2 separate regions of the Homo sapiens genome follow, and region 1 is linked to region 2. A link is a loop called in an ENCODE intact Hi-C map of the cell type or tissue named here. Cell type or tissue: Caco-2. All regions are shown on one strand. Each heading gives the region's core, and the rest is flanking DNA. Links, peaks and the distances in the headings are about the cores only. Region 1 overlaps LINC01876 (long intergenic non-protein coding RNA 1876). Region 2 overlaps FLJ46875 (a long non-coding RNA gene).

Region 1 (2,925 bases), core at 228-2,727, 220 kb before region 2:
TCTTATATTTTCTTATTTTGTTCTTTAAATCAATTCACTTAAAAAAATTACCTTTTTAACTTCTTATATCATTGACAGAAACTAAAACCAGTTACCCTTGCCAGCATACAAAATACAAATTCTAGTAATGTATACCAGAAAATAAATTCCTTAATGGAACTACTTACGATTGATTGATAGTGACTGTTAACCAAAATGTCCCTTATTTGGGGATATGAGTCTATGTCAATAGGATTATTTACTTTTTTAGATTCACTGCTAATAAGTACGAAGAAACATCAAATACTGGGGGTATATGGGAGAAGAAAGTGTAAAAGATACTTGTCTTTCTTCTCTGAATAGTTGAATCCTGAGAATTAATTCCTAAACAAATGCTGTGGCATTGCTCAATAAATTTTGTGTCAAGAAACCATCTAAAGCAATCCCAGAATTGTTCTTCTTCTGAATATGTTAAATAATTTGGAACTATACAAAAAGTAGTGGGAAAGTGTTTCTTATTCATTCACAGCTATATAAAATTTCATTTGAAAAAATATTAAGATGGGTGTTTATCAAGTCTTTCAAGTGTCTTCATGGAATTTAAAATACTTTCAGTGAAGATTCTAGATGGCTATATAGCCAGGATGTTCAGATGACCAAACAGTTTTCAGCATTTGTTGGTTGTCTGAATGGAAAAATAAGGTTTGGGGCCTTATTTCCAGTGCCCTGGCTATGTGATGTCTGAACACAATAATAATAATGGCTATCATTTATTGACTATTAACTATGTATCAGGCACTATTAATGGTGCTTTACATATAACATCTTGTTTAATTCTCACAATAATAATATTATATGAATCTTACTATTAACCCAACTTTACAGTTAGAGCAAATTGCTTTCAGAGGAGTGAAGTGATTTTTCTGAGATCACACAGCTAGTATGTTGTAAAGCCATGACTTGGGCAAAAATCTGCTTCCAGACTCTCTCTTAAGCCCCAGAATGGCTGTCTGGGAATTGGAGGCTGCAGTTCTTCCTGTCTTCCTAGGGCATTTGGTTGCAGATTTTAAGCACCTGATCTTGGATGTGTATCTCACCATTCTCTTTAGGCATTTGGGTATTCTGGCCCTCAGGAACATCCTGAGGATTCTCCTGATCAGAAATCCCAAGTGCAGCCTAAGAGAAGAGAAGTATATAAGAAGAGAGTGATGGGAGAGGTTGCCATCGGCACTGATGGTCTGTAGCAAGAAAAAGAAAATCACCAACATAGTAGTCGCCTCACTCCATCACACACTTATCCCTCTCTCATTCATGTTCTTTCCCTTCCTCTTTCTCCAAAGGGCTCCCCATGTCACGTCTGCTTGTCTTTCTAGCCATGTCTACCTCTTCTCCAGATTTTGTACCAATTTAAGGAATCCTTAGTCCTGCCAGGCCTCAAGTAGTAAAAAAACTGATCATACTCACCTGGGCCCAGTGGAGGCGGCAGTGAGCTATGGTTTTACCATGGCAACTGTAGCCTGGATGACAGAATAAGACTGGTCTCAAAAAAAAAAAAAAAAAAAAAAAAAAAAGAGGAAGAAGAAAAATGACTAAATAAAAATCCCTCTGTAACTAAAAAAAAATAAAAAAAATAAAAAAACTGATCATACTTAGGCAATAATGTACCAAGAGAAGCTGTCTGTCAACATAAAAGAGTTCTATGTGTGGAGTTTAAAAATATGATAGCTGATTGTGGTGTTCATTTCACAATGTATACGTATATCAAAACATCAAGTTGTACACCTTAAATACATAAGTTTTCTATTTGTCAATTATACCTCAATCAAGGTGAAAAAATATATTAAGATATTTTAAATGATACACTTTTAATGAGAAGAATCTAAGAAGCCACATTTTTAAAAGTATTTTAATACTTATTAAAGAACATTTAATAATCCTTAATGATAGATTAACATAGAAGTCAAAGGAAAAGGAAAAAAAAGCCAAAAAGACCTGGCAGAAGTTTTCAGTTAAGTGTCCTGGGGACGGGAAGGTTTGGTGGTGGGTAGAGTTGATGCATTGATATGTGTGCTTTAACATGTTTTATAAAACAACATCATTATTTGTATTTTGAGATTTTATCCACAAAGTTCAGAAATTGCTTTATGTTTTATTTTGAAGGGGAAAAAAACCTCAAATTTGTTAAGATTTGATTTTTTTAGCTACTGATTTTGATTACTCTTGCCTTGTGACTTTATGATGTCTTTGCTTATATGTAAACAGCCAATCTGGGTTGCGTTTGAGCAAAACCTCCTACCTACAGCCTTCCCTGCTTAGCCCAACTCTGTTCTTACATATCTAACAAAACTTTCTTTGGGAAACTTTTTCTTGAAGTTTGAAAGTATGTATACTCTAACATGAATCTAACATAAAATACAAATATGAAAATTAACGCCGATAAGAATCTTTGTATCTACACAATACGCTTTAAGAGTCTGAAAGCATGTTGTCAATATTAGTCAAATTTTTTGGTAACAGTTGCATTGAGTTAAAGTTCATATACCATGCAATTTACACACATAAAGTATATAATTCAGTGGTTTTTAGTATATTCACATAGATTATCATACAATCAATTTTAGAACATTTTTGTCACCTCAAAAAGAAACTCTTGAAAAGATGCTTTTAGCTATCACCTTTCAATCTTCCTATCTACCACCAAGCCCCACCCCAGCCCTAAGCAACCACTAATCTACTTTCTATATTCATATATTTGCCTCTTCTGGACATTTTGTGTAAATGGAGTCATATAATATGAGGTCTTTTGTGTCTGGTTTCTTCAAATTAGTATAACGTTTTCAAGAATTATTCACACTGTAGCATGTATTACTACTTCATTCTTTTTCATGGCCCAATAAAATTCCATTGTATTGATATAACACATTTTGTTTTTTCATCATCAGATGA
Region 2 (2,925 bases), core at 217-2,716:
GCGCAGAGCGTCCCAGCCGCCCCTCCTTTCTCGGTGTGGCTCGTTTCCAGGCAGCCGGGACCCTTTTGCAACTTGCCCCCCTACTCGTGTTCTCAGTACCGGCCGATGGCTCCGTGGAACTATTCGGGATCCCGGGCTGCTCAACCCTAATCTGCAGCCCCGCCTTTGCCTACTCCCTGCTGCCCCCAGCTCGCCGGCGGCTGGGGAGGCGTTGCCATCAGATGCCCTGCGGCTGCCCCAGGAAGCCGCGGGCTCTTTTGCGCCGCAGCCTCGGGGAAACCTACGTGACCACCTTAAGTTTCCCCCAGATGTTGCGGCTGCCGCTGCTGCTGCCGCCGCCGCCGCTGCTCGGCGATGCCCTAGCGGGCGCGAGAAAAAAAATAAAACCAGGAAGTGGGTGGGGGGGGCGGGTTGTGGTGGCGGGTGAGGGTGTGTGAGTAGGGGGATGAGGAGGGGAGGGCGAAGAATAGCATATTAGCATGAGCTCGGTAGCGTCAGCGCCCCGTGGGCAGAAGCGATTCCATGCGAACGAAAGGGAAAAAGTGAGAGTTTGGAGAGCTGGGGAGAAGGAAGGGGGTGGGGGTGGCGGTGACGCAGGGGCGCAGGCATTGACGCACCGGCCAGGCTGGGCCCAAAATAGCAGCAACTCCAGCTCAGAGGCGCCCTCCCGGGTTCCCTTCCCCTTCCGCGAGGGAGCAGGGCGCGGCCACGGGAAGCTTTCCTTGATCCCCGCGGTGGGCCAGGCTCCCGGCCGCTATTTTCAGGCAGTCGGAAACTCAAGCACAGGCACGCCGGGGTGGCAGTTATTATTTTTTAATATAGTCCTAGGAAAACGGGGGCCGGGAGAACTTGAAGGTTGTAACCACCAGCCTCCATACACATACTCCCGTCTAAGTAGATACATTCACTCTGCACGCTTCCCCCTCCCTCATTGCCATTAAAAACACATTCAGTTTAGGTTGGGTTGAGCCTGGGACAATTTGAAAATGCCTCCCCAGAGAGCTGAAAAGTGTCCTGGAGTTCTTAAAGTGAGCTCCAAGGAAGCCAAACATTGTAATATGATGCCTTATTCTTTAATAACAACCTGTCGAGTGCGGCTTCCTGATAACAGCCTTTGTCCAAGTCTTAATGCAACCAAGAATGAAGGGTCGTTTTCACAGCAGCTTATTATAACAATTATTATTAACTGGGAATATAATTAAATATAAAATTAAATATAAATTAAAATGAGAGAAAGGGGAGACCTTTCTCATCTATTCCATCATCTGTGTAAGAGTTCTCTCCTCTTCAAAGTCCTATTCTGGTTTCTGGGAAGCTTTTACTGTTTCTTAGGAAGACACGCCGGATGTAAGACTGTTAAACTCGTTTAAACCAATTTTGAATAAGCTACTTCTTAGGCTAGGGTTTCTGTAAGGCCCGGATGAGATGGGTTGGAAAGGATTCAGCATATAGATCAGAAGTGTTTAAAAAAAAAAAAAAGGCCACGCTCAAAACCCCAGACTAGTTTTCCTCACCAGATTCTGATGGGACGATGTCTCAGTAGCACCGCCAATGTGTGTGTAATTGACTGATCCAGTCAGTAGGGGGCCTGACTCCACAACGTTCAAGAGAATCACTCACACACACACACACACACACACACACACACACACACACACACACACACAAGCTATTTACTACCTAAGCTAAACCAAAGAGAATGCTGCAGGCCCAAATATTCATATTGTGCTGGAATTCATAAATAACTAAAAATCTTTGATTCTCTTCTATTTTCTCCAAAAGGGAAACAGTTTTAACACATGGGATTAGGTTCACAAAAGATTTTCTTTATTTCCTCCTGCTCATGCTTAACTCACTGTTAGGTCACAGAAGGAAAAAATCAAACTGGTAATAAAATCTCTCATTTTATCACCAAGAAGTTCAAATTGGCATACAGTTTGGAAAAATGAAAGCATGTTTTAAAATCCTATGATTACATGTTAAATAAATTATAGTTTAGAAGGAGATTCCTGTGGGTATATTTGCTAGTACATAAGAGAATGCTTTTGTGCATAGAGATTTAATTACACATATGGAATCAAAATGTAGAATTGAACAACCTTTCAGAAAATGTTAAAACGATGCTTTAGGCTAAAAGAAACTGAAATTCTGCATTTATATGACTGTAACCCTTCAAGATTCTTGAACATAAATAGTTCAAATAAAGTATTTTATAACTCAATTAAAATGACAATAATGGCTTTTTCAGGCCCCCGCAGCCGATATAACTTTAAACTATTGCCATGTATAAATGTGTAAAGTTACCCCACAATGAAGGTCTATTTTCTTAACAGTTTTTAAAATGAGTGGGAGTAAAAATTGCACCTATCCTCTTTTGAAACCAACTAAAATAAATTAAAAAGCATTACTATTAAGAAACACTATTGGATGACCACAGAAAAACATTTAGGAAAGTAATGTTACTATATTATCTTTTATGACATTAACCAATATTAGGCAGAACATATTGGTACATGTAAACATATTTTCATTAAAAATCAACATAAATAATACATATACTCACATCTAAACCAAAGTAGTTTATTTTATGCATGGCTAGGCAGATTATACTTAATAAAATTGAGCTTTTGGCATAATTTAGAAAGCAAACATGAATGTAATCCCATAGGATTTTCTATTTTAATGCATAGGAAAGAGGCCTTTAGGGATTTATTTCACCATTCTTCCCAAATGAATTCAGAATAGACCTTACAATGCAGATATAGTGAAACAGACATACCTGTTATGCTTTACGAGTTGAGGCAACTTTAAGATTTTTCATAATAAAATTACTTTGTAGAACCTATTTTTAGCATTACAAGATATATATTTTAAATTACATTTGGACAAACTCATTCACAGCATTTGTTGCCATTGGGCAGTAAG

The links. A loop is a pair of places that touch in the nucleus more often than their neighbours do. Peaks named below come from ENCODE experiments on the same cell type or tissue, not always from the same donor. Only the 100,000 strongest peaks of a DNase experiment are listed, where the experiment ranks them.
Region 1: a loop joins it to region 2, with 3 times the contacts of the local background. A loop is called at or near these places in 5 of 110 quality-filtered maps.

The regions. Positions count from the first base shown.
Region 1 is chr2:156,109,579-156,112,503 of GRCh38, forward strand. All of the region lies in intron 1 of LINC01876 (long intergenic non-protein coding RNA 1876), which reads right to left. Among named protein-coding and RNA genes, the nearest start is that of LINC01876, 140 kb to the right of the region's middle. In Caco-2, for the core only: no CTCF peak of the experiment used is centred there; a DNase peak (open chromatin) is centred at 1,443.
Region 2 is chr2:156,334,132-156,337,056 of GRCh38, forward strand. FLJ46875 (a long non-coding RNA gene) reads right to left here. Exons shown (of 1, transcript NR_147695.1): 1 at 2,441-2,925. Among named protein-coding and RNA genes, the nearest start is that of NR4A2, 2.9 kb to the left of the region's middle. RefSeq lists enhancers at 321-1,193, 752-851. In Caco-2, for the core only: a CTCF peak has its summit at 1,547; DNase peaks (open chromatin) are centred at 540 and 1,590; H3K4me3 peaks cover 1,259 bases.